Regions from separate parts of the Homo sapiens genome. Here region 2 is linked to region 1. A link is a loop called in an ENCODE intact Hi-C map of the cell type or tissue named here. Cell type or tissue: dorsolateral prefrontal cortex. All regions are shown on one strand. Links, peaks and the distances in the headings refer to the core of each region. The heading gives the core; the rest is flanking DNA. Region 1 overlaps CACNA1C (calcium voltage-gated channel subunit alpha1 C). Region 2 holds the start of CACNA1C-IT2 (CACNA1C intronic transcript 2).

What was found. A loop is a pair of places that touch in the nucleus more often than their neighbours do. Peaks named below come from ENCODE experiments on the same cell type or tissue, not always from the same donor. Only the 100,000 strongest peaks of a DNase experiment are listed, where the experiment ranks them.
Region 2: it touches region 1 in a loop (4-fold over the local background); 73 of 110 quality-filtered maps call a loop at or near these places.

The regions. Positions count from the first base shown.
Region 1 is chr12:2,277,156-2,292,594 of GRCh38, reverse strand. The region is part of intron 3 of CACNA1C (calcium voltage-gated channel subunit alpha1 C); the gene reads right to left. It overlaps CACNA1C-IT3 (CACNA1C intronic transcript 3), which reads right to left. Exons shown (of 3, transcript NR_046769.1): 2 at 4,391-4,576; 3 at 3,850-3,927. Among named protein-coding and RNA genes, the nearest start is that of CACNA1C-IT3, 15 kb to the right of the region's middle. In dorsolateral prefrontal cortex, for the core only: CTCF peaks have their summits at 7,432 and 7,635 (motif pointing right); a DNase peak (open chromatin) is centred at 7,614; H3K27ac peaks cover 3,382 bases.
Region 2 is chr12:2,037,087-2,052,525 of GRCh38, reverse strand. CACNA1C-IT2 (CACNA1C intronic transcript 2) reads right to left here and starts at 4,174. Exons shown (of 2, transcript NR_046768.1): 1 at 3,916-4,174; 2 at 3,063-3,392. It also overlaps a transcript of CACNA1C not described here. RefSeq lists an enhancer at 2,441-2,942. In dorsolateral prefrontal cortex, for the core only: a CTCF peak has its summit at 462 (motif pointing left); a DNase peak (open chromatin) is centred at 464; H3K4me3 peaks cover 478 bases; H3K27ac peaks cover 419 bases.

The DNA of each region.
Region 1 (15,439 bases), core at 2,650-10,649:
GATTGGATACATGAAGCTGTAGAGAGGTTTGATAACTTGACCAAGGACATACAGGTGGTAAGTCCTGGAGGTTTCAAACGTGGGCTGTCTGATTCCTGAAACAGTGCTCCTGACCTCTGTACTGCACAATGTGAAAGGGCTGAAAAATGGTACTCAACTGTGTCCTTCTCCAAATACCTCAGAATATCAACAAACGTGCTCTGTTTATACAAAATGGGACACAATAAACGTGCATGGAATTGAACCTTCACCTTGGAGGTCAGAAACTGTGTCTAACTGAACACATGCATGCTTCCTTCTCCAATATTCCACAAGAGGATGGACCTGTCCACTAGGACTCAGCACTTGCTTCACTCACTATTGTACACAGATTTAGCACAGGCTTCTCTTGTCTACTAAACTCTCAACCTCTTAAGGACCAAGGTCATGTTCTATGTTTCTTTGCCTCCCCGGGAGCCAGCACAAGGCCTGGCACTTAGTAGTGCTTCATGGCTGTCTGTCAATTGACTCCACGCTATTTCCAGTCCTAGTGATGTCCTCCTGCTGGTCTCACTGACAGCTCAGCTCAGAGCAGCCTGAGACCTGGGCAGGTCATTAAGCCCAACAGAACAGTGGGAAACTTAAACGACCCTTTCCTACCTTCTCAGTTGGAAAAATGCTTCCAAACAAAATCTCAGAATGAAATGTGGCATGGCTCCCTAATTAGGATCTCTCTCTTCTTCTAGCTGATGGAGGATTTCTGGAAAAGGTCTTCTTCCTGCATGTGAATCACTCTTCCCACGTAGTAAACAGAGGTGACGTTAATGGCAAAAGGACCGATTCCAGTGGGCTGGTTACATTCACCTTTCTTGCTTCGTGGGAGGGACAAACAGCCAATCAAAAGCAGCCTGGATGCTCTACCCAGAACAGGCACTTCCAAACGCTGCCATTTGCAAGTGGCCTCTAGCTCTGCTCCGTCACAGCCAAATCCTGCGCCCTCCACTGCAGGGTACTTCTGTGACGAGTTTCAATAAAACTATATTTACGCTAAACACAAGACCGAACAAAAGCTCCAGACTCTAACATCTTATTTACAAACATCTCAATTTGAAGTAATTAAAACAGTTGCAAAACTACTAGTTACCTTCCTTTCCTCCCTGCCTCTCCTGGTGTCCTGCTCACCAAAGAGCAGTCGAGAAAGAGAGTGTGTAGTTCTAAGAAACCACCAGTAGGTGGTGCAGGCAAATTCTGCGGCGGAGTAGGCCCTTGAGAAGCCAGGGGCCCTTGAGCAAATATCCGTCTGGGTTCCATTTTGATTGTTTTGGCTGGTGGTTTGGGATTTTAAGTCCCCGTCATTAAAAGACTGTTCCATTTCCAAATAACTTTTCTGGCTTAAAAGGAAGGACCTTTTATTGTTTTGTTGTAATAAGGGTTACCATTTAAGTACCTCCCAGGTGCCAGACACGCTAGTAGGTGCTTTACCTACTTTCAATCCAGGCAACAACCCTACGACATATTCACCATCACCTCATATTACAAAGGAGCTAGGACTCAGCAAGTTCTAGTGCCCTGCACACAGAGCTGGAATTGGTAGAACTGGGGATTTGAATCCAGTCTACATAGCTCCAACATCCATGCTGTAAACCCCCTGATATCACTTTGAAGCTGCTGATTCAGACAATACATTTGAGGAAGCCACAGAAGGGCTATTTTAGAGCAGTCCAGACAGCATCCCTAGGTCCCCAAGATCCTGAAATGACTGCCAAGGATACTGGGAATTCCATTCCTGGAACACGTCTCAGATCCCTGGGAGACCTACCTCCCCTCCAGAGGTTACCATTCCACGCTGGTAGGAGTCCTTGACTCCTTTTCTCATCTCTAAGACACAGAGTGGAGCAGCCCTGGAGGCAGCAGGAGGGATTCTGGGTAGAGCAGCCCCGAGTGTATGTCTCTAATAAAGCCAGGTACAAGCTCCTCGGCTCACTGTCCATGGACAGTACAATTAATCACGTTTCCACTGCCACCTTCCCACCCAGCCTCGTGGTCATCTTCCAGAGTCTGCCTGGTTAGGAAAGGAAGTCCTTTGTCACAGATCATTTCTTTCTCCCCAAGAGGGCATTTTTTCTGCCCCCAACCAGCACTAATCCCTCATTCTTATACATATCCTCCAACATATCTGCTCCAAGATTTCTGTTGTGGGACTGCCACCCTGCAGGGCTGCCCAGAGGGAGTCAACACCATTGTCTCTGAAAACACGCCCCTGCCCAGCTGAGCCCAGGGAGGCCCAGAGGACAGTGCCCCAGCACTGCCACTTTCCTGATGCCCTTTATCATACCCTGCCCCCAATCCCCAATTGCCTTGACATCTGTGAAGCAAGGCAGGCGCTGGCCAGGAGGCTCTCTCTGATGCTGGCTCTCCACCTGTCCATGCTTACCACCTGTGGACTCCAGCTCTGCCGGGCCAATTAAAACATTGAATCTTCAGAGCGAGGGCAGTTTGGCCATAAATGCCCAGGAACTTCCCCTGAATCGCTTCATTTTTCCAAAGGGGAGGTAAAGTCAAAGAAATACTAATCTGGGAGTCAGAAAAGCAGAATTCCACCCAAGCTTTATTACTAACTAGCTGTGCGATTTTGGACAGGTTCTTTAACTTCTCTCCTTCAGCATCTGCATGTGTAAAGCAGAAGAATTAGGCCAGGTGATCCTCCAAGTGCAAATATTCAGTGATTCTATGTGACTTGACGCGAATTTCCTCTTATCAGAAGGGTAACTTGAGCTAAGTGAATGTGAACATGTAAATGGCAAAATAGGGAAGCTGTTCTGACCACTTGGGATCCTAAAAAGTCACTTAAGAACTAGGTGTCCCCGGTGTGTACCCATCGGCAGCTTGGATCATTGCCCATATGGCACTGATACACTGATCACGTAACGCCTGGTTTAATCCATGTTCTCCAGTGGCACACAAGTCTCGGTGAGGGCGTCGTGCCTTTATCTCACCCACCGCTGTATCCCCAGTCCCTAGTACCACCAGCACAGTGTAGGCACTCAATAAATATTTGTGGCATGAATGAATTTCCACTGTACAAATCTGATTTCCTGACTATACCGGAGACCAGGCAGCAAGCACACATTTAATAGACTCTGCAGCTCTTCTCTATCTCTTCCCCGTAGATTTCCACAGGAAAATGGGCTTCTGATGGTTCTAAAAGTGAGTTTTGTCCAGCAGGGTTGCCTCTGGAGGTGGCTAGTTTCCCTCCTCCATCCACCCCCTCCCCAGGCAGTGAAGGAAATTCAGGATGACTATTGGGCATAGTGCCTCAAAAGCCACATCCACTCAAAGACACACAATTTGCTGCTGGGCCATGGGCTCTTTTTTCCCACCTGCTCCTTTTTGGCATGTGCCTCGACTCTCATACCCTCCCTCTGTACTGTCTGCACCCCCTGACACTGCAGGAGAGAAGACCCAGCATTTTTCAGGAAGCTTGGCTCCTGCTGGCTCTGCTAACCACCTGAGGGCATATCTTCCCCATATGGGATGCATTTGGTGCATAATTAGTCAAAGGCATCCGATTTCAATGAAGCCCTAGTTCTCCCAGCTTGGTCCACAGTGCACGAGAGAACCCTCTTAACCCGACCGGCAGCCTGACAGCTTGGCATTTCTGTATCTTTAAAGGCAGGCTGAGTTGGAGAACAGACTTTTAATTAAAATTTACCTTCCTATACATGTGTTGCCCCACCATTTACATTGTAATTTTCAGGTCACACATGCATATTAGTGCTACCTTTTGGGTGCTGGCAGTGGCAGCTCTACTGATGAAGGCTACACTGCAGGATCCATTGACTGGGGCTGCCAGAGCCACTGGGTAGCTGGCATCCCGCAGCAGGGTGATTAATCTGTATGTTCTTCCTCATAGCTGTTGTAGATACAAGCATGGGGCGGTGGGTGGTCCTGAGGGAAAACAGACAGAAGGGAGGCACAGACCCACCACGGACACACAATACAAAATGCAAGGGCACCTTCTCAGCCCCGCAGCCAAACTGGGTGGAAAGGGCCACTCCTCAAGACCCTGGAAAAACAGACCCCATCAAGGAACACAAACCCATTAATGGACAAGCTGACTCAGAGGGAAAATGGGGTTGCAAACACCTTTGATGGGGAGAGGCGGAAAAGCACTTCTGGGGTGCAATCAACCTATTTCAGGGCAACTGACCATGCTTTCTAGGTTGCCAAGGCCAGCTGGTTGATTGGTTCCTGAACTGTCCAGGAAGGCAGAATCTGCGCAAGAGCCTCAAACTCCAGAGCAAAGTAAACAGGCCATCATCATGTACTTAGCAAGAAATCCTCACTCCTCAGAGAGAAGCTGGCTGGAGAGGGAGGCCAGGGAGGGTAAATGACAGGCTCTCATACTTACTGCACATTCATGCTCAAGGAGGAGGGGCTGGGGTGTGGGCAGGAAGCTTCAGCTGTGCTTCTCCAAAGGACAAGGAAGAGGAAAACAACTGTATGTCCTTGGGCAGGGCTCGGTTCCCTTTGATGATTCAGTTGTCAGTGGAATTCTTGAGGGTCTTCAACTCTAACTCAGTGCCTAGCACACAGTCTGACCAATGAATAGTTATTGGATGATGCAAAAAAAAAAAAAAATCAATGATCAGAAATCGTTTTCAGCCAGAGCTATATGTTAAAATCACCTGGAGAATGTGAAAAAATTCAGATGCCCAGGCCACATCTTCAGAAATTCTGATTCCTGTTCATAATCGTGATTTCCAAAGTGTGGTCCCAGGCCAGCAGCAGCGAGTCACCTGGGAGCTTGTTAGAAATGCAAATTCTCAAGCTCCATCCTGGAGCCACTGAAACTCGGAAGCTGGAGCCCAGGAATCTGTGTTTACACAAATCCTCCAGGTGATTCTGGTGCCCACTCAAGTTTGAAAATGAAGGGCGTGGAGTAGACTGTAGGATCCTGGCATTGTTTTTTGTTAAATGATCCCAGATGATTCTTATGTGTGGCCAGGGATGAGAATTACTAACTTAAAGAATCACAGGAGCACTCCCGATGGCACATGGTCTGCTTTACCCAGAATCACAGAATTGGAGGGAGCTTCTCATCAGCCAAGACCACATCAAGACCACGCAGGCTGAAACTGCTCTTCGGGCCCTGATCTCCACTGACCCAACCTTCCTAAACAGCCACGGAACACACGAGCAGCCACGTTCATTCTCATTCCCTCATTTCTCTGGAACTGCACCATGTGCAGCACTGCCTCAAGGGACACTGATCGCGTATCCAGCGACACTCCATGAGGCACGGGTCGCAATCACAATCCAGACGAGCAGGAATGACTCAATACTTGCCCGATCCCTCCCCTTGGGAAGGTCATTCCCAGAAACCCTTCCTCTAGAATATTCCTTGGGAAAAATGGAGAGAAGGGGTTAAAAGTACCAGGAGACCATGAAGGAGGAAAAGCCATAATTTGAGAAACCCAGAAGGGGTCCTAACGGTAAAGAGCCCTCTGTCAACTGGGGGCAGGCCCCTGTGGGACCTCCCACCTCTGGGCCCGGGGTAATTGGGACAGTCAGCCAGACAAGGCACACAGCTTCCAAATTTCTTGCATGACCTCTCCACACACACCCTTCACTTTAGATTTTGCCTCCAGAAAACAAGAATAAAAATCTGCTTAAAATTCCTCTGGCGTTCCAATGTGCTTGGGGCACATGAGTAAGGGAGGGCCACTACCAATTTCAGTCCTGAGGCACATTCTTTTGGGACAGTGAAGAAATCCTTTCTCCTGTTATGAGCATTGCTCAGTAAGAAAAAACATAAAAGTTGTAAGCATGAGTTCCCAACGCACATTTCCCACTCTCCAGAGGAGGGCTGCTCATGACAGCCTGAGCCTGGGTCCTGTCATTGTTTCTTGTTTGTCTCCTTCCACTGGCCACAGTGCTCTCGGGGGAGGGACTGCGCCTCCTCCACTCTGCAGCCCCAGCCCTGTGTCCGGCACACCATCCACACTTGATCAACAAGAGCCCCCGAATGAACCTCACAGACCTGTTCTTCAGCCACCCAGAGAAGCCCCGAAGCCAGAACTACTGCAAAGCAGCTGGGTGCTGGGCCATCAGGCCCTGTTACCTGTGACATCTTCCCACAGGGTCCTTACTGTGCAGAGCCTGTAGACACTGGCCCTTCCTATCTGGCTTCCTGCCTAAGGCATATTTTCACCCGCTCGCTCCACTTTCAAGTATTATGTTCTAGGAATACTAGCCACTAAGACATCTTCTCAAATTCCTTATTAAATAGGCCAGAGCCTAGGATAATTAAGGTTCTTGCTTCCTACTCCCTTTTAATGCAAACAACCAAACCTGTTTCCCAGGCCTCAGCAAGCTTTGACATTAACTCTAAATGGAAGGTCAAGCAGGCCAGTCTTGTTTCAAAGCTCTTTGCAAAGAAAAAGGACAACTGAAAACAGAACCGGCCAGGTATAAATGACGAGTATTTAGCTCTTGGTAACTCTGTTCATTCTAATAACTCTGGCAGTCATCCATAATTCACACGAGGCAACATCCCTTTAAACAGCTGAGTGAAGAAAACAGGCGACAGGACTAGGAGACCTTCATTTTTAGTTAGAGTTCATCCCCTGGGAAATGTCCCTGGGCCTCAAACTCCCTGACTATAACATGAGGGCTCGCCTAAACGAAATGGCCTGAAAAGCTGTGCAGTTTGAAGAATCCCTATCTTCAGTGGAAAACGGCTGAACTTTACCATCCATGTGGTATTCCTTGCACATATAACGTAAATTCCTAATAAAACACTCCCTTCCACTGCCGCCCAAAAAGCCGCTGGGTAGGTGCGCACCAGCCTCTCTCGAATGAGCACGTTAGCAACAGGTTGAGAAAAAGAGTAGAAATACCGTCAGATAAGAACATGGGGTTTGGAGACCAGGGAACGGTGGAAGGGAGCCTAGGAACGTCGAAAGTAAGTCTCGTCCATCACTCTGCTTTGAGTGATTCCAGCTCTGCGGCACAGCAGAGTCCTCTCATTGAAAGTCAACCCGTCTGGGATGAGGAGGTGTTTAAGGAGAGTTTAAGAACAGAGCTCCTAAGTTCCAAAAGCTCCTGAGTTGTAGCCGGCACAGGCTATGGGCAAGGAAGGAAGGCTGCCATTTCCTCCACTACCTGGGCTCTCCCTGCAGCCCTACGTCACCTTCACAAGTGGTTCCAGCCAGTGGTATGTTGTTAAATGTTTTAGCAACTGGCTTTTAGGAGAGGGGGAAGGAAAGCTCTGGGTGTAGCATATGCCAGTTTTTGTGGTGTAAATGTTCCCACTACTGCCCATTTCAAGTTATCAATGTGATGACATTGAATGCCCAGTGTAAAGGGTTGAGTTCAGTCAGCAATCATGAGCCCTTCCCACCCGCTTGACCCAAGGAAGAGGAAATTCCTGCTAGGTAACACGCAGGGATGGAATGGAGAGAAACAGAGTGTTTCTACAGAGGGAGCAAGGTGTGAGTGACAGGCTGCCGTCAGCACTTAGCGGCCCGTCCCTCCTCCCAGAGAGCAGGAGAGATGCCAGGCACCACTGGAAGCCAACCCAGGATCTGCAGAACGGCCCTACCCCAGGCCCCGCTCACTGAAGGGCATCGCCCACCAGAGGGCAGGCTGGAGAAATGAAAGGAGACACATGGCCCTGGCCCATTCTGTGGCTACCAGGAAGGTAACAAGGAGGAGGCTTCAGGCTCTAAGGAAAATGAAGTTTGGGGATCACTGGTAGAAGTTAATTATCCTTGCTTCCCCTTGGAGCAGCGGGCATCCCTTCCCTGCAGACTCACACTGGAACAAGGCTGAAATGAGAGCCGCCTGCCTGCAGCTTAGGGGCAGAAGTGTCTCGTCCAACTGCCACTCAGTCAGGAAACTGAACAAAGCAGGACCCCATAGAGTGCACAGGCCGGAATTATGGTAAATTACAAAGCAATGATAATCATTTACATGTGTGCGTGTCTGCCAGTGTATGCCTCACTTTCACAGACCTTTTTTCTTTTTAATTCTGATCCTGGGAGGCAGACAGAACAGTGAGCTCTCTCCCTAAAGAGTTGACAGCATAGAAGCGGGCAGTATGCCCGCCTGGAGGGCTGTTCTGTGCTGCGCCTGGGTCCTGTTCTGCACCCTCCTCCCCCAGCCCCTCACTGTCTCTTCCTTTCAGTGGCTCTTCTCATTCATTCCATCTTGGCAGCAGCCGCTTGTGTAACTAAAACCGCAAGAAACTTTGTTTGGCTTCGAATTCAGAAGAAATTCCAGTAACTCACTTCCCACTACCAAAAAAAAAAAAAAAAATCTAGAGGTCTGTTCTAGAGAATTCAGCTTTTTCCGTGGGTAAAATATTCACAAAAAAATGCTCCCTCTCCCCAGCTTACCCCACTCCCCCGCTGAAGCCCCAACATCTGAAAGACATCGGCCCCTCACTCATGCAGCCCGGCAGAGCCTCAGCACTTCCTGAGGGCCAGGGACGAGCTAGGGGGATGGCGGGTTCCTGTTTCGTGGCTGGAGCCAAGCAAGTTAAGAGTTGTTGAAAGACGTGCTTGGCTGGTCTCTCTCCTCACCCGGGTATACTGCTGTTTTGTTTTCAGTGGACAAGGAAGCCAGGGATGAGATCTCTGAGCATCCAGCTCCCGGATCTTGGAAAAAGGCATAGCCAAGGCCCTCCTTACTCCTCCCCACCAGCCATATCTAATATCTGCTAACATCCTTGCAAGCAGCTTCATGCCTGCATGAATGAAGCACAAGTAGCTGCTGCTAACTCAGGAGGAAGGACTTTACTCTGCATGTCCTAGGCCCTTTCTATTGAAAGTGGGGCCCAGGATTCGGACCAGACGGCAGCATCCTCTGGGAGCTTGTTCCAAATGCATCATCTTGGATCCCCATCCTGGATCTCCCGAATCAGCACTGCATTTTCACAGGATTCCCTGGCACTGTCTTTAGACCATGTGCCAATAAACATTTCAGTGTAATAGACACGTATTGGGTACCTGCTGTGTACCGGGCACTGTGCTGGGTGCTAAGGTGATAAAATTCTGAAAGTGGAATCCCTAATCCAGTGAGTATACAGGACAGACTGGCTCGTGGCAATAATGCCCTGTCCCTGCAGGCTGAGTGTGGATATAGAGTAAGGGGTCCATGGTCTTCCCTCATGGAGGTGAAGGCTCTAATTTGTCCAGCCCAACCTTGTGACTTCAGATGCTTCCATACCCTGCATTTTCAGTAGAATTCTGTGACTGATATTGGTTTGCTACCCAAAGTCTCCCCTGAAAAAGGTAAGATACTTTGTCAGCCTCCCTTGCAGCCAGTTGTAGCTAGTTAATTGGATTGTGTCACTAAGAGTAAGGAGAAGTAGCCTTGCACCTTGCTACTCAAAATGCAGTTTCCAGCCACACTGACACACTCTGGCAGCTTGATCAAAATGTGGAATTTCAGGCTCTACCCAAGATCTACTACATCCAAACCTATATTTTAACAAGATTCCCAGGGGATCCTTGTGTAGATTAAATTCAAGAAGTACTATGCTAGGGACTTCTGGGAAAGCCTCTGTTTTATGTAAAAAAAAAAAAAAGGGCCAGAGTGTTATTGGCTCCACTCCTTCCTGGTTCCACCTGCCTTGAATGGGGGTGTGATGCCTGGAGCCCCATTGACAACCATCTTGCAACCATAAGGAAATCAGCTTGAATATGAAAAGCCAACAGACTTAGTATAAGGAAGTGGAAAGAGAGAAAGAGCCTTGGTTCTCAGTGGCATCTTGAGCTGCTGAACCAATTCAGAGTCCTTAAGTATCCTGTTACTTGAAGTCGAGAACATTCCTAACTTACATGTACTCTCTGTTCTTTAAATGAGCACAGGTCTTGAGGTGGCTGATCAAGCCTGAAGAAAGCTAAAGATTCTGCTGAGACCTGCCGCAGCCAGACTGCAGGTCTCCTTTTCTCTGGCAGGAGGCGGGTGCGCTGTACCTGACCACTCATTCAGCAGGCACAGCTGACTCTGATCCCATGAGCTGTGAGGGAAGGAGTGGTTTTGGTGACCTCCTCCTAAGGTCATTGTCTCAGACAAAGCTTTCCAGGCCTACAGGGGAGCCTGAGTTTTCTTCCGGGTGTTGACTTGGAACTCAGTTTCCATAAAGCTGCTGTTCCTGTCTCACTCCTGTGAGAGGCTCCCTAAGTCTTCCCTATTGAGAGGGAAATCCGGGCGTTCAGCCCTGTCTGCCAAGAGTGTGCTAGGGCTGTCTAGTGCCTTTGGGCTCACAGGACTCTCCTTACTTTGGGGATAGGAAAGAAGAAGAGGGAGGAAGCAGGAGAAATTGGATGTACCCTAATCCAGCCTCTAAAATGTCAAGTCCTGCGAAGTCCCCCAAATTCCAGGAATGTCACCCCCTGTGTTCCCTCCCTCCAGAATCTCCAATCGGTAGTTTGGCTTTGGGAACAGAAGCTCTGGATTGGTTCTGAAATAATAATCATTATAAAATTAGGTAAATCCCCCTAGGTTCTTCTAAAGGAAGGAAGATAAGGAATGAGGGAGGGAAGAAGGCAGGCAAATTATGTATGGCAAAAAAAGAGAAGATTCATAAACACATAGTATAGGAACTATCCAAAATGAAGGACATAGAAAAAAAAGAATTAAATAAAATGAAAGTGCCAGTGATCTGTTCGACAATGTCAAGCAGCCTAATACATGTGTAATTAGAGTTCTCACAGGAATGGGGGGAGAAGCAAAAAAAAAATTATAAATAATAGCCAGAAATTTATCAATTTTAATTTTAAAAATATAAACCCACAGGTTCCAGAAGCTCAAGGAATGCCAAGCACTAGAAACATGAAAAAAGAATTATACCAAGGCACATCATAATCAAATTCCTCAAAGCAGTGATCAAGAGAAAATGTTAGAAGTAGCCAGGGCATAAAGACACATTTAGGTACAGTGGAACAGACAAGAGGGACAGCAGGTTTCTTATTAGAAACAACACAAGCAAGAAGACAGTGGAATCATAGCTTTACAGTCATGGAAGGAAAAACTATCACCTGAGAATTCTATACTAAGTAAAAATATCCTTCGGAAATAAAAGTGAAAAATAAAGACTTCTCTTCAGACATAGAAAAGCTAAAAGATTTTAATCCTAGCAGACTTGCACTGCAAGACATGTTAAAGGAAGTCCTTTAGGCAGAAGGAAAATAATATGAGATAGAAGTGTGGATCTACATAAAGGAATCAAGGGTACCAGAAATGGTACTGACATGGTTAAGTATATATGATTTTCATTGAAAAGATCATTGACTGCCTAAACAAAAATAGTAACAATGTATTGTGAGGTTTAGAACAAATGCACAATTAGCATGTATGGCAGCAACGGCATAAAGGCCAGGAAGGGAGTGATCTAAGTGTGCTATTGTGAAGTTCCCGTACTATATGTGAAGGGGTTTAGTAACAACTGAAGACAAACTGCGATGATTAAGGCCTGTTGTGGGGTGGGGGCGGGGGGAGGGAGAGCATTTGGAGATATACCTCATGTTAAATGACGAGTTACTGGGTGCAGCACACCAACATGGCACATGTATACATATGTAACTAACCTGCACGTTGTGCACATGTACCCTAAAACTTAAAGTATAATAAAAAAAGGATGTATACTATGAGCCCTACAGCAACTGTTAAAATAACAAAACAATGGATTTTAGCTAATAAGTCAACAGAAGAGATGAAACTGAATCCTTAAAAATACTCAGTTAATCCAAAAGGAGGCAGAAAAAGAGGGAAAAGGGAACAAAGCTACATGGGACTAACAGAAAACAACAAGAGGTTAAACCGAAGCACAGCAAGGTATCAAGAGGTTAAACCGAAGCACAGCAAGGTATCAAGAGGTTAAACCGAAGCACAGCAAGGTATCAAGAGGTTAAACCGAAGCACAGCAAGGTATCAAGAGGTTAAACCGAAGCACAGCAAGGTATCAAGAGGTTAAACCGAAGCACAGCAAGGTATCAAGAGGTTAAACCGAAGCACAGCAAGGTATCAAGAGGTTAAACCGAAGCACAGCAAGGTCTCAAGAGGTTAAACCGAAGCACAGCAAAGTATCAAGAGGTTAAACCGAAGCACAGCAAGGTATCAAGAGGTTAAACCGAAGCACAGCAAGGTATCAAGAGGTTAAACCGAAGCACAGCAAGGTATCAAGAGGTCAAACCGAAGCACAGCAAGGTATCAAGAGGTCAAACCGAAGCACAGCAAGGTATCAAGAGGTCAAACCGAAGCACAGCAAGGTATCAAGAGGTCAAACCGAAGCACAGCAAGGTATCAAGAGGTTAAACCGAAGCACAGCAAGGTATCAAGAGGTTAAACCGAAGCACAGCAAGGTCTCAAGAGGTTAAACCGAAGCACAGCAAGGTCTCAAGAGGTTAAACCGAAGCACAGCAAAGTATCAAGAGGTTAAACCGAAGCACAGCAAAGTATCAAGAGGTTAAACCGAAGCACAGCAAGGCATCAACAGCAAATTGGTTGAATATGCCAATTAAGTCAGGCTGAATAAAAGAGCAAGACCCATCTATCTGCTGCTTATGAGAAATCCACTGTAAATATAAAGACACAAATAGGTTAAGAGTAAAGGAACAGAAAAAGATATGCAGCTGTCCCTCAGTAACTGTAGGGGATTGATTCTAGGACACACCTCCTCCTGCCCCACAGATACCCAAATCCTCAGATGCTCATGTCCCTTATATAAAATGGTATGATATTTGCATATAACCTATCCACATCCCTCCATATGCTTTAAATCATCTCTAGATTACTTATAAAAACCAATACAATATAAATGCTATGTAAATAGTTGATACTGTATTTTTCATTTGCATTATTTTTGTTATATTTTTTATTTTTATTTTCCAATATTTTCAATTTGCATGTGCAGAACCTGAGAATACAAAGGACCAACTATACGATACTAACACAGTCAAAAGGACACTGGACTGTCTATATTAATATCAGGCAAAATAAATTTCAGCGCAAAGGCTATCACTAGGGATTAGAAAGGGCTTTTCAAAACAGCAAAGAGGTCAAGTCTTCAAGGGTGCATAACAATCCTAAATGTTCATGCACCTATTAACAGAGCTTTCAAATAAATACATGAAGCAAACACTTTTCTTTGTAGAAATAGGCAAACTGATTTTAAAATTCATATGGAAATGCAGAAGGTCTAGAATAACCAAACAACTATGAAAAATCACAAAGATGAAGGGGTAACTAGCACTATCTGATTTTAAGCCTTATTATTATAAAGCTATAGTAATCAAAGCAGTGTGGTATTGGTGTAAAAATAGACAAATGGATCAATGGAACTGAACAGATGGTCTAGAAATAGACCAACACATATATGGAAAATGACTTCCAACAAAGATGAGAGAGAAAAGATGACACAGACTGAGATAAAATATTTGCAAAGCACATATCTGATTTTAAAAAAAACTTATAGCCAGCCAGAATATATAAAGAAACCTCATAATGCAATAATATGAAAATGACCCAAATATAATGTATGCAAAATATATGAACAGATACTTCACCAAAAAATATACGAGTGGCCAATAACCACAGGAAAGATGTTCAATATTGTTAGTCTTCAGGAAAATGCAAATTTAAAACACAATGAGATACCACTGCATACACATTATAATGACTAAAATTAAAATTAAAAATACTGACCACACCAGGTGTTGGTGAGGATGTAGAAGAACCAAAACTCTCATACACTGCTGATGGCAGCACAAAATGGCACAACCACTTTGGAAAAGAGTTTGGCAACTTCTTAAAACACTAAACGTACACTACCACATGATGTAACCATTCCACTCCCAGGTATCTACCCAAGAGAAAAGGAAAGCATACATCCGTACGAAGCCTTATACACAAATGTTCATAGCTGCTTTATTTAAATAGCTCAAAACTGGAAACAGCTCAACATGGATGGATAAACTGTGCTATATCCATACAATGGAACACAACTAAGCAATAAAAAGGAATAAGCTATCAGTACATCCAGAGACATGTGTAAACCTCAAAATAATTATGCTGAATGAAGGAAGGCAGTCAAGAGAGTCCATGCTGTATGACTTCATTGATATAAAACAATAGAAAATATAAACTAATCTATGATGACAGAAAAGAGATAGCAGGGGTGGGGAGGAGGGCTGAGCTACTGGGATTACAAAGGGGCAAAAGGAAACTTTTGGGAGTGATGGATATGCTCACCCTCTTGATTGCACTGATGGTCAATGTTGAAACTTTCCAAAGTATACAGTTGAAATATGTGCAGTTTGTTATATGCCAATTATACCTCAGATAAGCTGTTTTTAAAAATTCATAGAACAATAGACTGAGTGGGTGAATCTTATGTATGAAAATTGTACCTAGTCCATTAAAACATCTTTAAAAATAAATGGCAGATATGAAAGCTGGGAGAAAACATCTGGATATTTGGTGACTCCACCCATTGGTTTATTCCTATGGAATTTAAAATCAGATGGCTTCTGTCCCCAGTGCAGATCATGAGGACTGAGATTGGCCCTCACTGCAGGCTTGAGGCCTGTCAGCACCCAGCATGGGTGGCCTGGCCAGCCTCAGTCTGTGCTAAGAGTGGTGTGCCATGCAACCCATCTCAGCACGATGAGTGAGACTGGAGGCAGTTTCTCCATCTAATGCCGCATGCTCAGGACCCTCTGCTCTGCTTGCTCTGTGCGAGTGTAACAGAATCAGGTCCAGTAATGAAGTATTAACATGCAATAAAGCAGCATCAGAGAAAACAAGTCAATTTTTGGTGAGCGGTTATGGTGGGAGGGAGATGGGGAGGACAGGAGCCATCTCCTGTGAGGTAGAGAAGGCAGGAGAGAGAAGGCTTCCTCAGCTCCTTCGGATGTTGCCTGGCTGAGACTCAGAGGTGAAGGACTCAAGCCGCACTGAACTGGGACCTTCAAGAGGAATGGTGTTGGGGGCCTCCTCCTGGAGATCTTTGCAGCAGCCCTTCAGGGTGGGGTGGACCCCACTGTTGCTGCCTGAAGCCTCCTTAGATTTCTGAGCAGGGCTGAGGGTTCTGAAGGGGTTTTTTTGTTAGAGAGCAACAGTTGGGAAACAGCTATGGAGAATCAAGAAGAGAAGTCCTCTTCCCTATCAGCCCTCAGTGTGTGTGTGTGTGTGTGTGTGTGTGTGTGTGTGTGTGTGTGTGTGTGTGTGTGTGTGTGTGTGTCTGTCTGTCTGTCTGTCTGTCTGTCTGTCTACTAGAAGGAGAGAGAGATGAATTAAACCAGACATTTCCAGGACATGAGTTGCTAGAAACAACTATAAGAAGTAATTGTTAATGACAGTGTTTCCAAGTAATGGCTCACGGGGCCCCTGACCCTGTGTTTCCACACCTTTAAAAGAAGGATAATAATAACAATAACAATAGCTACCT
Region 2 (15,439 bases), core at 232-8,231, 240 kb after region 1:
GCGGCGGCGCGTCCCTGCTGGGCCGGCCACGCCGGGAAGGCCTCTGTGAGCGGAATTCCAAGGAGGAGGAATACAATTTGCCCGACTACCAGAGTCTCGTTTCGGATCGGGCCACTGAACAAAACGGCAAGATGAGCCGTGATTCCGTGATTCTGTTTGATCAATTATAATCAGAGCGGTTGTAGAAGTGACAGATAGAGGAGGGGAGGGGAAGCGGGAGGGGCAGCGAGGCGGAGCCTGGTAGGCGAGGCAGCGGTGCCCAGATGTCTGAACAGATTCCTAGACCCAGGTTTAATAATTCCTTGGAGGCAGCCGAGCACGTGTTCTACTAGGATATCCTTACCTACTTCTCTTAATTATTTCTGCAACTCCGGCAGGAATCTATCCAGCACCTCTCCTTCCCGGAGAAGCAAACACTTCCCTCCATCACTCCCTGCAACCACAGCAAGTTCCACGGCACCCCCTGCAGGACCGGGCTCCCCTCCAGTGGGGCTTCGTGATCCCTTTCAGGGGGGCCTACAACTCCCTCTTGGGGAAAACCTCTACCTGCCTCCACATAAGACCTCCTCGCCTCCACATCCACCCTCATTCCCTGGGTGACCCTAACCATTCCCGTGGCTTTCAGCAGCTGTCTATATCAAATGTCTATCTCCAGCCCAGACCTCTCTCCTGAATTCCAGACTACAGCTGACTCCGTCTGATAGACATTTCAAGCCTAATACATCCAAACACTGGATTCCTGATCTCTTCAAAGCCTGCTCCTCCTCACACAGCCTTCCCCATCGCAGTCGATGACCATCCCATACTTCTAGTTGCTCAGTTCAAAATCCTGGAGTCACTCTTGACTCCTTTCTCTCATCATTCCACGTCTAGTCCATCAGGAGATCCTGTTGACCCTACCTTCAGGTGAATTCAGAACCTGACCACTTCTCATTTCCTGCACTGCCACCACCTGGGGCTGAACCAGCATCCTTCACCCAGGTTTCTCCTGTGGCTGATCCCCCTGGTCTACCTTCCCTCTCCCCTCTGGTATTTTCTCAATACAGCAGTCGGAGTAACCCATTTAAAACATCACATCCCAGCACTCCTCTGCTCAAAACCATCCATGGTTACCCATTTCACTTAGTAAAAGCCATGGTCCTTGTGGTGACCTACAGGAATGGCTGAGTACAAATCCCCTTACATCATCTCCTACTGCTGTCCCCCTCACTCGGGATACACTAGCCTCCTGGCTGGGCCCCAGACACTCCAGGAATGACCCCTCAACACACACGCACATTGTAAGGCCTTTGCTCTAGCTATTCCCACTGCCTGAAACACAAACTCCCTCGGCTTCTTCAAGGCTTTCCGCAAATCTCACCTGTTCAGTGAGGCTCACCAGGACCTCATCCTGATTCAGTACTGACAGACCCCCACAGCGCTCCCTATCTCCCCTTACTCTTACTGAAATCCTGTCTAACATACTATATAGTTTACTTATTCATTAACTTTATTGCTTATTGTCTGTATCCCCCCACTAAAATGTAACCCCCATGAAGGCAGGTGTCTCATCTATTTTGTTCACCAGTGCCTAGAGCAGTATCTGGCAGATAGTAAGTACATAATATGTATTGAATAAATGAGTGAGTGCCTGAGATACTTTCAGGAGTGTTGCAATTCCCCCTATGAAAATGCATCTGTCCGTCCCTTGGTACCTGAAACCTTACCACTCCTGTTTCCTTCCTTTGTCCAGTGGTTCTGGCCCCAGTGTAAAATGCAAGTGCCCCTGGGAGAAGTATTAAGCTGTTTCGGTCATCTTCATTCTAATGTTAATAGCGATCTCAATTTTGTTGGTTACAAGAGAAATCTGGCCTCTTTGCCATTCTGGTGTGTTCATACTCAATTTTCAACTTAATAGAGAAAATTAGAAATGACACAAATTCAAATATTTCGCATTTACTTTAGGATGCATTATAGGCCTGTGTTTCAGAGGCTGCTGTAGCTGATAATTTGTTTAAATGAATAGTAAAATTGGTTTGCATCCCCTTTACACACAAGTGCAGGAATAATAATAATAGCTAACACTACTGAGTGCTCTGTGCCAGGTACTGTGATAGGCCCTTTACAGCCTTTATCTTATTTAATCCTCACTGCGATCCAATAAGCTATGTGTTATCGTCATGATTATCCCCATTTTACAGATATGGAAACTGAGACTTCGAGACTTGAATTACAATGTCCAGGGTCACCCAGCTGAGTAAATGTGGAGCCTGGACTTAGCCCAGGCATATCTGACACCAAACTCAGTCTCTACTATTATCTTACTCATTCTTCTGAGGGGTGAAGTGTGGGTGAGCTGGTGGGGGCAGGGCTGCAGGGAGATGAACAGGGTGAAATGATTGCAAAATATGCTGCAGATAATTCACAAAGAGCCAAGTCACTGGGAACAGAGTGTATGTGTGTTAGGGGGTCACGTGCAGGATTTATAGCCCAGCTTTTCTAAAGGTAGGCACTGTATAAATCTAGCAAGTAAATATTACCTCCACGCTTCTTTAGTTTCATTTTTCACTTCTCTTTTCAGCTGTGAAATGTGTTCTTTCCTTTCCAGAAAAAGGTATTTCCTAAATATTTGGTCTTGCAGTATACGCCCATATCCCAGCTTTTAACTTTGGAACACAGCCCTGGGTGTGCTCTTTCGAGGTAACAAATTCTCAACATGACAAAAGGAGACCATTGTGAATTCCGATTTGGGGATTTGGGAGGTGGTGGGAGCAGAGGAGGGAGTCTGCATTTCTCTGTCATTGAATGATTTGATTCTCCAGCTAAAGAATCTCCCATAGGTCTTCATGTGTGCCCTCTTTCTGCATAGTATTTTGCTTATATTTGCATGAGCCTTTTTCTCTCCTCTTCCTTACTACATTTTAGGTGTCTTCAAGAAGAGAACTGTGTTTATTCTTTGTGCATAACATAATGCCTTGTACATATGGACACTCAATTTGTGTTGAGTGCATGATTCACTCTGGAAAAGATTTTTAAATGTGACCACAGATATTTTCTTTGGAAGCAATTAAGAGTGCACTGAATTTGTTAATTACAGTATATTTGTAAGAGTGAAAACCTGGAAATGAACTAAATATTCAACAAAAATGTTGGTTAAATAATAACACTGAGAGATTATTCTAAGTGCCTCACATACATAAAGTCATTTGCTCCTCCAAACAACCCTGTGAAGGAATTGCTTTTATCCACATTTTACCGGTGAGGAAACCAAAGCACAGAAACGTTTACTCACTTGCCCATGTTTCACAGCCAGTTGATGTTGAAAGACCTGGGATTTGAACCCTAGCAGTCTTCAGAGCCTACGCTCTTAACCACCGCATAGATGAACTAGAGTGCATTCATACAGTTAAATTCTACATAGACATGAACAATATTAAGGAAGAATATTAGTAACGTGGAAAAAGATGATTTACATTAAAAGAAAAACAAGTCACGAAAATATTACAGGCACTATGATTTCATTTTCCTTTTAAAGTCAGGTTTATATTTGAACTAGGGAAAAGACTAAATAGGGTTCACACCAAAATGTTGACAGTATCCTCAATCTGGGGCAGGTGGGGAAAAAAAGTGTTGACAGTAGCTGTCTTTGGGAGGTGGGATTACACGTAAATGTTTCTTCTTCTTCTTCTTCTTCCCTGTCTGGTCCAAGGCTTGAAAAGCCAGGTTGCCAAGCAGGCTCTTCCTCTTCCCTTAGCACACACACACCTCTTGACACAGAGCCCTCCCCCCACTGCCTAGCCAGGGACAACACTGCTAATCAATCTCTTCAGAATAAGTCTCCCATCAAGTCTGCAAGGTGTCCCTTCTATTTCTCTCCCTCTGCCCACCACAACAGCCACTCAGCACTAAATGCTGCCACCCACCTGCAAAAATTACCTGTGCAGTGTTTCCAGCCCAAATGCATTGCATTGTCCTCATTGCAATCCAAGCTGCCTGGTTGAAGTGTCAGCCACTCTGTGTTGGTCGTAGAGAGCTAGGAGCACCAAGATGATGGGTAAATCTTAACAGTGACCTTTTGGGAAGATGTTTCATCCTTAATTTCTAATCCACATAATTGCCTGTATATAAGGGTGGGCATTTCAAACCAGGTAAAGTTGATTAGCAAGCCAGAGTAGGAAGAGTGGAGTCAGAAAGCCCAGCTTAAATGTGCCTTCTGACACCTTACCTTCTTTATCTCCACATAGGGCCACGCACAACCGTTCCTTCTCAAAGGCCAGCGATGGGAACATCAGTGTGGTGGTTTTGCATTAGGTCAACTTCACTAAGCTGGAACCTATTTCCCAGAATTGCCTTCCTTATGTGGTTCTGCGTTAAGGTTGTCCACAACAGGTATTTGTGGAGCCTCTGGAAGGTGGACATGAAGCAGCAGCATGCGCTCATTGTCACCGAATTGCTGGCTCACCCTGATGGTGGAGCCCACAGCTCCTCCAGCTCCTGCTAGATCTCCTCCTTCAGCTACTCTGAGGCCTGGGCAAAGTACGTGTCCAGCTCTGTAGTCAAGATTCCAGCTTTATGTTTCATGGTCGAGATCGGAAGTGGTGAAAGGCAAACAAGGGTTTTATTTGTCCTTGTGGGCTCCACTTTGGCCTCACTCTCTCCCACATCATGTCCTGCTTTCCTCCGGCCTTTTGGCATTACGGCAACTTCACACCCATCCTCAGATGCAGAGGCAGCAGCCTTCTAGAGATTCTTCACCAGCTTCCACAACTGGATAAGGTCTAATCTCTGCAATCAATCCCTTCCTCCACATCACTCACGGTGGTACCACTTCCCTGACCAAAGCTGGCTGATGCAACAGTGTAGTGCTCCCACCTGTGACCAGGTTACTTGTTTAGATATTTTTATGGGTAAATAGTGCCTGGCACATAGTTGCCCTCAATATATATGTTTGTTGAATTCATACTAATTATCATCATTTAATATGCCTGGTGAGTATCAGGTGCTATGATAGGCACTTTAAATACAGCGAAGAGCCTGGTCTTTGGAGACAGGCCAGACACAGAGCCAGGTTCTGCCTGCTATGAGCTATGGGCATGTGGACACCTGGCTTTACCTCTTAACACCCAGTTTTTACAATATGAAGCTAATAATGGTACCTACCTCCATAGGGTGGTTGTGAGAATGAAATGAAATAGTCCAAGTAAAGTGTGTGGGGTGCACAGTGTGCTCATTTAATGTTAGCTGTTATCATCCTTCACCCCTGTGAAAAAGATTTGTTGAGTATCTACTATGTGCCCTGAATTCACCACAGCCCTGCCAAAGAGACTTACCACCATTGTACAGGTGCAAAACAGTAGCTAAGAGGTTAACTTTCTTGCGGAAGATTGCTTTGTCAGCAAATTATAGAATCAGGATTTGAACCCAAGTCTACACAAACCCAGAGGCCGTGCACTGGCCGCTACTGTGGGCAACATTTCAGGCACTAGAACTAGAATGGAGGAGAGAAGAAGGCTTTGGGGGAAATCCCCCAACCCACGGTTCAGAGAGCAAAGCTGAAGAGGGTGCAGAATGGCCTTTCTCCTTCTTTTGGAAGACCCATAATAACGCTGAGGCCTTCACAACTTATGTTAGTATTTAAAAACCTCTGCTGGCAGAGTTCTCCCTTCCATCACATCTCCATCTTTCCTCCTGTCTGTTTATCTAGAAGCCATAGGATGGACCAGATCCCACCTAACCCACTGGGCTGTTATACACTACACTTAGGGAAAACTCTCCTGGCAGCTCAGCCCCAGCGTCCGTCCCAAGGGGAAGCCAGAGTACTCGGAGTGTGAGGAGAATTCAAGCTTATTCTACAGCAGCCTAAGTTGTTAGGATAACAAGGTGTGGTAACATGACTAACATGACTAGCCTTGTGATTTTCAGCAATGCTTAGCCCCCAAAGACAGAACGCAGCGAGGTTATTTATGGCCTGATCCTGGGGACTGGCTCTCCCGGTGGGAGAATTCATCTACCATGTGTGAATTCAAATGATGGCCCTCTACCTCAGCAAGCCAGTGGTGCATGCTAATTATGTAACTATCTTGGACTTCTGTTTGCTCATCTGCAAAATGGGAATGTGTGGCCTCATCTCCTGAGGCTCTTTGGAAAGAGAAGTTGATACCAAGGGAAGCGCTCAGTCACCAAAGCTGTACCTTCATTACTTGTTAAGGCCCTGAGAAAGTTTGTTTCATCTGGGTGACCTGCTGACCCCCAGAAGGAACCACATAGTCAAGGCTCAGACCTATCCACTATTGTGTCCACTTTTTTAGGTGCTCAAAGGCCTTCACAAAGTGCGAGCCGTTCCCACATGTATTCAGTTTTTGCCATAGCAAATTACCACTAGCTGGGTGTTTTAAAACAACAGCAATTTATTCTCTCACAGTTTTGAGGCCAGAAGTTGAAAATCCAGCAGGGTGTGCTGCCTGCAGTGGCTCTCAGGGAGAACCCCTTCTTTGTCCCTTTCCAACTTCTGCTGGCTGGCAGCATTCCTTGACTTGTGGCCACATCACACTGTCTCCATGGTCACCTTGCCTCCTCATCTTCTGGCAGTCAGATCTCCTTCTGCTTGGCTTTTACAAGGACACCTGTCATTGGAATTAGGGCTCCCCAGATAATCCCAGACGATGTCTTCATCTCAAAATTCTTAAGTTAATTACATCTGCAAAGACCCTTTTTCCTGATAAGCTAACACTGACACTCTCTGGGGATTAGGACATGGACTTACATTCTGAGCGGCTGCTATTCAACCCACTGCGCTACCCTAACCTACAGGAATGTTTCTTCACCCATTTTCACTTGAATCTCAAGTCCAACATTTGCTAATTCCTGAAACTTTAGCAACCTCTTTCTCTCACTGAGGCTCAGTTTCTTCACTTATAATACAGAAGTTATTGCCATATGTTAGAGCTTAAGTGAGTGGTGACGAAGGTGCTGCACTATGGAGGATGCTTCTTCCCACAGAACTTGGTCTTACACTTAAACAATCCTTTCAGTCAATCACCCTCGGCTATTTAATTAGAGAAATTGAATGCTTGGAGAGGTTCAGTAACCTGGCCAAGCCAACTCAGCTGGGTAGAAGTGGACCTGGCTTTAAACCCCAAAGACCATTCTGATCCTCAACCTCCCTAACCCCTTTACCTTCTTAACTGTTCCAGGCCAGTTCAAACGTATTCAATGGAGCTAGATAGAAAATGTCTTCTCAAAGGAAGCTGAAAAGTGTTCTTTTCAGTAGGGCTTTCAGAACCTTCCTCTTCTAATTAGCTTTATAAATGTTCTCTCTTCTCTTTTTACCCTTCTGTGAATGCATTCTAAGTTCTCTGTCATTTTCAAAACACGGTCCTAAGAGTAAACACATTTATTTGGCCATCAGAAATCAGCCATCAACCCTCATTCTATTCACAGTCCCCCTACTAATATAACTCTTGGCAAACTCACCTTTCCTTCCATATTTCAGCTGGCATTCAATCTGTAATGTCTTCTCTCTCTGACCCCTGGTTCTTCTCCCTCTCACCCAAGGATGAATAATAAATGACGGCTCAGTTTGTATTTGCATTCTGGATTATTCCTTCCCAAATGGTCACTTTGCTTGCATCTCTCTTAGAATTCCACACATTAATTTCCAGCTTGCTTTCCTACAGTATCAGAAGTCATGCGAGACTAGGGTTATGCAGCCAGGAACATTTCTGGTTCCTAGTCTTACACAGGTCAGGTAACCCTTTCCTTGATATGACATTTGGGACCAGGCCACCTCAATAGACAAAAAGGGATATTTGTTCCCTGAAACCTCTTTTTTAAAGATGATGCACTCTTGTAATTGTAGATTCCAAGGATCTTTTATAGGGATACCCTTGGGTCAACCTGCAGCGGTCCCATCCCTGAAATCTAAAAGAATATAGATAACACTGATAGGAATAATTCCAAATATTTACATTCCTGGAACGGTAAACCTCAATGCCATATAACTAATTAACACTTGGCTAGTTCACTCTAAGTTGTTGATTCGGCCATTTTCCAAGTACCTGGGGGCGGGGAAGTTACAACTAATCACCACCGCCCTGCTAGAGAGGTCATTGCTCCATAATACATCTAGAAATAGGCAAAGTCACGAGGGCAACCAAAGGGATATCTTCTCAGTAGTGACTCTCATGAACTTGCCGAATGACTTCCACTTAGTGGCCAAGTGGAGCCTGGTGGAAACAAGAGCTGGGCAGAGTTGTCAAGTATGGCAGGACACTTCCAGTCATGTATTCGTATGACCCAGCTGAAGTACCTCTGCCAGCTAGATAGGTCTTCCTTCAGTCAAAGTCATACTTGAAGGTAAGTTTCAATCTCCCAAGGTTTACATTTTTGCCTCTTTACATAGCAGATTCAAATTTTCTGCCTTTGTCATGTTCGGTCCTGCTTACATAATGATTTTTTGTGATGAATATAACCCCATTATTTTATTATTAATCACTAACTCTTGGTAATCATTTTTTTAACCAATGACCAATTGACCAATGCCACCCATATCAACTTCTACTATAGTTTAGTTAGCAAGAATATTCTGTTTTTGGCCGGGCGCGGTGGCTCACGCCTGTAATCCCAGCACTTTGGGAGGCCGAGGCGGGTGGATCATGAGGTCAGGAGATCGAGACCATCCTGGCTAACAAGGTGAAACCCCGTCTCTACTAAAAATACAAAAAATTAGCCGGGCGCAATGGCGGGCGCCTGTAGTCCCAGCTACTGGGGAGGCTGAGGCAGGAGAATGGCGTGAACCCGGGAAGCGGAGCTTGCAGTGAGCCGAGATTGCGCCACTGCAGTCCGCAGTCCGGCCTGGGCGACAGAGCGAGACTCTGTCTCAAAAAAAAAAAAAAAAAAAAAAAAGAATATTCTGTTTTCTTCTCCTCTGGGGCACATGGCAGAGTGAGCTTCTCAGCCATTCTGCATTTGGACACAACTATTGGACTAGTCCTGACGAATGAAATGTAAGCAGAAGTGACTGTGTCACCTCCAGGTTGAGGAGATGGAAGACCTGTTTCAATTCTTCTGTCTCTCCCCTCTCCTGCCACATTATCCAGATGGTACAGCTGCAAGATAGAGAAGCATCCATCAACCCTGAGTCCCTGAGTGACTTTGTGAACCAGAACCTCTCACTAGCCCCCTCTGGATATAGTATGATCAAGAAATAGATTTGTATTATATTAAGCTCCAGGAATGTGGAAAATATTACCATAGTATGTTAACTATCTTGACTAACAGGCTGGAATAAATCAACAACCGCATGTGTGTGAACCATGTGTGGTTAGGGATTTGCCAAGTTCTGATGCATTGAATTGACTTCTGTTCCAATCAGCATAATATCAGTCAATGATTCTAATTCATAGGAGGGCAGGCTGTAACCATAATGATCTTGCGATGAAGTAATATTGCAATCATTTATAATTTATGTAGCACATAATAGTTCTATTTGTTCCAGATAAACGGGTGACAGTGTCTATTGCAACTGATTATCCAGATGAAACACCCCAAAACACGTCTTCCTCTTAAAGTACAGGCATATTTCTCAAAGTACAGGCATATTTATGCTTGTATTTATATTGAATAGCTTATGCAAACTATTCTTATGTGGATGAATCAAGAACATGCTAACAATTTCCCAAGTGGCCTTCGAAAGTGATTGGAGTAGTGTAGGACATCTTGAAACTTGTGTACAAGTCATGATTTAATAGAATTCATTTCCAGACCCTCAACTTTCATATGTGCTCAGTCTTCACGTTCACCGGAGGACAACCCGGGGCAGAGCCTGGAGCCCACCTGCCGCTTCTCCTGTCTCTCAAAGGGGCATCCTTATCCTACACTTCAGCAGAGAAGCACACCTGTCATTCACCCTGCATCCTTCCAGGTCCATATCCCTGTGGTGTGAATGCCCCCAGGACACCAAACAAGGAAATCTAGGAAATACTGGTGCCCAGACAAGGAGACATTTGAAATACAGGTGTCTAGAAAGCCTCTTGAATCGGACAACATATCCCTTCGATCATGTAAAATATATTATTTCTGGTACATTTTATATTAAGAATTACCTCGAAAAGCTCATAATGTAAATATGTTGTTTTGCTCAGTTGTACATTAATAGTATCTGTGATGAAAATTCAATCCAAAAGAAGCGTATAACACAAAGCCTTATGTTTATAAAATTTTTAAATTTTAAATTTTAATTTATAAGCCTCTTTTTGTTGCAGAGTAATATGGTAGCGTGATCAGTAAAAGACTTTCCAGCATAAAAATATATCGTATTAGGGTAAAATTTTAAGAAGGAAATGGAATGTAAATATGTATCCAAGGAGAAAAAGAAATGATGAAAAATCTTTGACTGTTAAAAACAGGGCTTTTATATATCTTTGAATACATAATAGAAGGTATCAAATAGCTGCAGTGTTTATATTTTATTGGAAACTTTAAAAGAGTAATGCAACAATTTTATGTTAAACTGTCAAGATTTATAAAGCACCAGAAATTGCATCATTTACAACCATTTAAAATTATCATGAAACTTTTGGGATGTCAACTTGAAAACGCATGATGAGGCACAGACTTTTTCACAACTCTTTTGGGGGGATCTGCAAGCAAAGCACTGTGGAGGCCCTGGGTCAGCACAGGCTGCAGCCCCGTAAGGTCCTGGCTCGGCAGCCCCGGCCACTGAACGTTGGTTCAGGCTGCTGCTCTTCACAGGGAAGGCCAGGGCTACAGACCTTGGCAGATAAGTAAATGTTCATAAAACAAATGAACATCTCTGCTTTCTCATTCTCACTCTGTCTTCTATCCCCAACATGATCTTGAACAAGATGCCTCCCTTCTTGGGGTTTGTAGTCTTCTTGAGATTCTTGGAGAAAGCAAGCAAGGTGTCCTGTGGTCACATTATCCCAGCGGATATCAAGAATACCCTTAGCGGGCCGGGCGCAGTGGCTCATGCCTGTAATCCCAGCACTTTGGGAGGCCGAGGCGGGCAGATCACGAGGTCAGGAGATCGAGACCATCCTGGCGAACATGGTGAAACCCCGTCTCTACTAAAAATACAAAAAATTAGCCGGACGCGGTGGCAAGCGCCTGTAGTCCCAGCTACTCGGGAGGCTGAGGCGGGAGAATGGCATGAACCTGGGAGGCAGAGCTTGCAGTGAGCCAAGACAGCGCCACTGCACTCTGGCCTGGGCGAAACAGCAAGACTCCGTCTCAAAAAAAAAAAAAAAAAAAAAAAAGAATACCCTTAGCATCACTGTGACCCACACACCCCTAAGCAGTCTTTTTCAACCCAGATTGTTTGGATTTTATTCCACAACAGAGTCACTCAATTTTAAGTATGTTTTTAACCCAGAAAGGCCAAACAGAGCAGGCACTAGGACTTCACTGCCTATTTCTACCCTTTCAATGTTTGAGATGGAATTTTTCTCAGCCTCAGAAGAAATACTTTCAGTTCTGGCCTTCAATCAGGATTTATTGGACAGATCTGATTCTGCTGTATTTTCATTTACAGCCTAGAAGACAAAAGTGTCAGGTATTAGAAAGAACTCTGAGTTTAAAGCTTGTATCTATTACCACTTGGCTGTGTAACTTTAGCCAGGTCTCTTAATGTTCTTTGAGTATCAGTTCCCTCAACCATAAACCAAGGAACTTTCAAGGAATGGATTCTGAGTACAAAGTGAAATGTTAGTATGAAAAAGCTTGTCAAGGAAAAGTATAGACATAGCAGGGTACTTATTACCACAAAGATGGAATTTTCTGTCATCTTTGACAATCCATTGAAGCACCCAATAATCTTTCTTGGTCCAACCTGAATATCATTAACCACAATTCCAACCATTTTCTTTTTGTCTTTTATTCCTCTTTGGAAAAAGAGACTAGTTGGTCACCATCTCTTATGTAAGAATTAATTGTCTATTTGAAAAGAGGATGCTTAAAACCAGTTCTTCAGAAGTGAAAGTCAAGGTATTCGACATCTCCACATCACCCAGCCTACCGCTTAGACTTTGATAACAAAATTCTCTCACATTTCTTATAAAAGTCTAATTAAATCTCAACAATTTTATCCATGTAACCATTTTCTGCTTGAAAATTTCCCTTAAAACTCTGAAAGTAAATCCTATAGGGGAGGTAGTTAGATCAGCTACATTATTTGCTGTCACTTCTATGCATTTAGTGAAGGCTCACCAAGATGGATGTTCTGCAGAGAGCAGTTCAATGTTAAAAGAGTTTGGGAAGCACAGAGCTAAGAACATTTCCTATCACACAAAGACCTCATTTAAGCCATCTTTGATAGTTTCTACAATACCCAAATCATGAATGTTAAAAACAGAAACAAACGAACAAAAAAAAAATAGATGGAGTTTTGCTGTCCATCCTCAAAGTCTTAACTCTCTCCCTGCTGAAGTCATGGGTGTGCCACAGCTGGGTAGAAAAGTACCTGGATGGGAAAGCAAGTTGAATGAAGAGGTGATGACTTGAAAGAAAAATCTAGTGCCGTCAGGCTTTCCATGGCATCCAAGTAGATGCATTGGTCTCTGCCATCCTCCATCTCCTCTTTGCATAAATCCTACCCCCATCCCCATCTCCAGAAGCACTCTCTCTACATATATAGGCAGCCAACACTGACATGATGCCCCACAGGAACCCAAGAACTGTAATCCCAGCTCAGGCACAGGGATGCTCACCCCTATGGCCCAATGGTCCAAAATCATCCCTTATTCCTTCTCCCCTCCCACACCCAAACTGCAGACCTCCATCCTTTGCATCTGTGTGCAAACTCCTACTCATCCTTTAAGACTCAGCTCAAGAGTCCCGGGTCAAGTTCTTCTTCCTCTGTGTTCCCATAGAGCCTACCGCTATCTCTATCAAAGCACTAGTTATATTGCTGTAGTTATTTGTTTACCTCCTGTATTCCCAACTAGACTCTCAACATCTCAAGGGCAAGAACGATGTTGTACTTACCTTTGAATTTCCTTTACCAAGAATAGTACTTGGCTCACAGTAAGTGCTTAATAAACATCTGATGAATAAATGAATGATTGCTCTATCTATCCTGTTGGTGGTAGAGAATTAATCCAAAAAATATATTGCTAATGGTGCAATTTCAGGCATATTACAGGCTGGTAAAAGAGAAATTTTGAAACCAAGAGACCTGCCCTACTTCTATCAATCATCTCATAAAAGTATCTACATGAAAGGCTGCTCTTGAGCTGGTAGCTAATGTTCCTGGAAAAACTCCCTGGCAGGTTACCCAGGGAGATTAGTTTAAAGGGAGGTTGTTACACTTGTCCTCTCATCATTGTTTAGTGAGTTACTTAGCCAAAAAGATCCTCTACCAGGGGATTGGAACTCTGCATGAAAGTTTCAGCTCTTATTTGTCTATTAAAAGGCCCATGTTATTTGCAAAGGGCTGTCTGTTGGCCTCATAGACCAATATTCACAGCACCTGTCTTTTGCAATTTCCTACCTATGGACATTGTGTTTACTTATATAACATTTGCAATCCTTGCATTTAACAGTGTCCCATTTGTAACACCTGGATTTATCAATTTCCACTTCCCAGCATCTGTCTTTTACAGGCTTTTTTTTTTGACAAAATTTATGTTAAGGGATTTCACCTGTCAACATACCTGGGCACAGGACAGTCAGGGTGTTGCTGTAATATTGGAGTGAATTGCTAGGAAGTGACTTGCATGGGGAAAAAAACATCAGGTCAAGCAATAAAAAGGAGAAATACCATGTAAGCCAGATTTATTTCTACAATAACTGGAAATTAAAAGGAGAAACAGTTGTCACATGTCAAAGCTGCCCGGCAAAACTAGCACCCTATTAAGCATGGGTTCAGCTATCTCCAGAAATAGTTCCTGAATCATATCTCAACAATTCTCTTCTTTTATGTTTCTTTGACTTATCAAAAACTCTCCTAAAATCCATTCCTTATTTTGAAAACTGGACTCTGTATCTTAAGTGGCCAAACATAGCAAAATAATAAAGATAAGAAAGAAGTATCTGAGAAGCAGCACTAAGAATTCAGTGTCTGTGAGCAATAATGAGGGCTTACTGAGCTGGGAAGTTTTGGGGGTCACCCAAAGCTTGGGGGTCCAGTCTGTTACATAGTCGGATTAAGTAGTCACCCACATAGCATCCTATTAGTGATTATAAAAGTCACCCTATCCCCAGATATCTGCAATCTCTGTCAGAGTGCCACCGTGACTCGAATTCTATGAAAGGAAATATAATCTTTAGGTTAAACAGTGATTCATTAAGTACCCTATTTTAGAGTGCAATATCCATATGAGAAAGAACCCTGCAAATCCTAAGTCACTAACAGCTTCATAGGAATTATTTAATCATGTCTCTTTTCTCCAGTATGTCAGGGACCTGGGCTATGTTGAGTGCACAGTCTTCGTCAGTAGGGTTTTGTCTGGGTGCTTTTGGGAGGGAGTGAAGGGAAATGCAGAGAAAAGGAAGCTTTAATGAGAGAAAAGAATATTGAAAATAGAGTCGGTGGTCCCGAAGAGAAGCCTCACCTGCTTTACAACGTTGCCTAGAACAATACACTCGAAATCCACCAAGAAGGACTCTGTTTTCCAGTGGGCTAGACCAGGGGGCCTCAAACTTAAATGTGCATAAGAATCCCCTGGGGTTATTTTTAAAATACAGATTCTGATTCAGTAGATCTGGGTAGAGCCTGAGATTCTGGATTTCTTATAAGCTTCCAGGTGAGGCTGATGCTGCTCTACCCCAGACCATGCTCTGAGAAGTGAGGGTTATATAGAAGGCACAAGTATCTTCAGAACTTCGTGCTGTTCCTCCAGTGGGACACAATTACAATCCTGAGCTGATGGAAACCCTTCCATGACTGGTACGATGGTGGAAACCAGTTCTGCAGTGCACCCCTGCCTGACCTGCACAAAGTGGGGAACACGTCCCTTCCCAGGAGACTTGCATCTGAGTTGGGACCATTCTGACCCTTTTCTCCCCTTCAGAGGCCCAAGGACATTTTTGGTGTACCCAATGCCTTTTAACAATTTCAAGACCAAGTGGGGCCCGAAGATACTTTAACTCACAGCTAACTCTGAAATAATAATACAAGAATTGCTGTTAGCGGACAGTGAGCCCAATGCAGTGTTTGATGATACCAGTAATAAAGGCAAGAGAAATCCTACAATCTCACATTTACATGTGCAGAAGATTAAAATTCCTCCCATGCCTACCAAACAAGGAAGTCTTTATTTCTGTCTCAAACAACTTGAGGAGGTAAGAGAATACAAGTAAATAGCAGATTACTCCGTCTCATGATGTGATCCAGTCGTTGGCTGAAGCTCTGTTTACTCCTATGTATAGATGAGGCAGGATGCTCAGAGAGCTTTGGCTGGTGGAACTTTGCCTAGAATGAATCCTGCCTAAAAACTGCCCC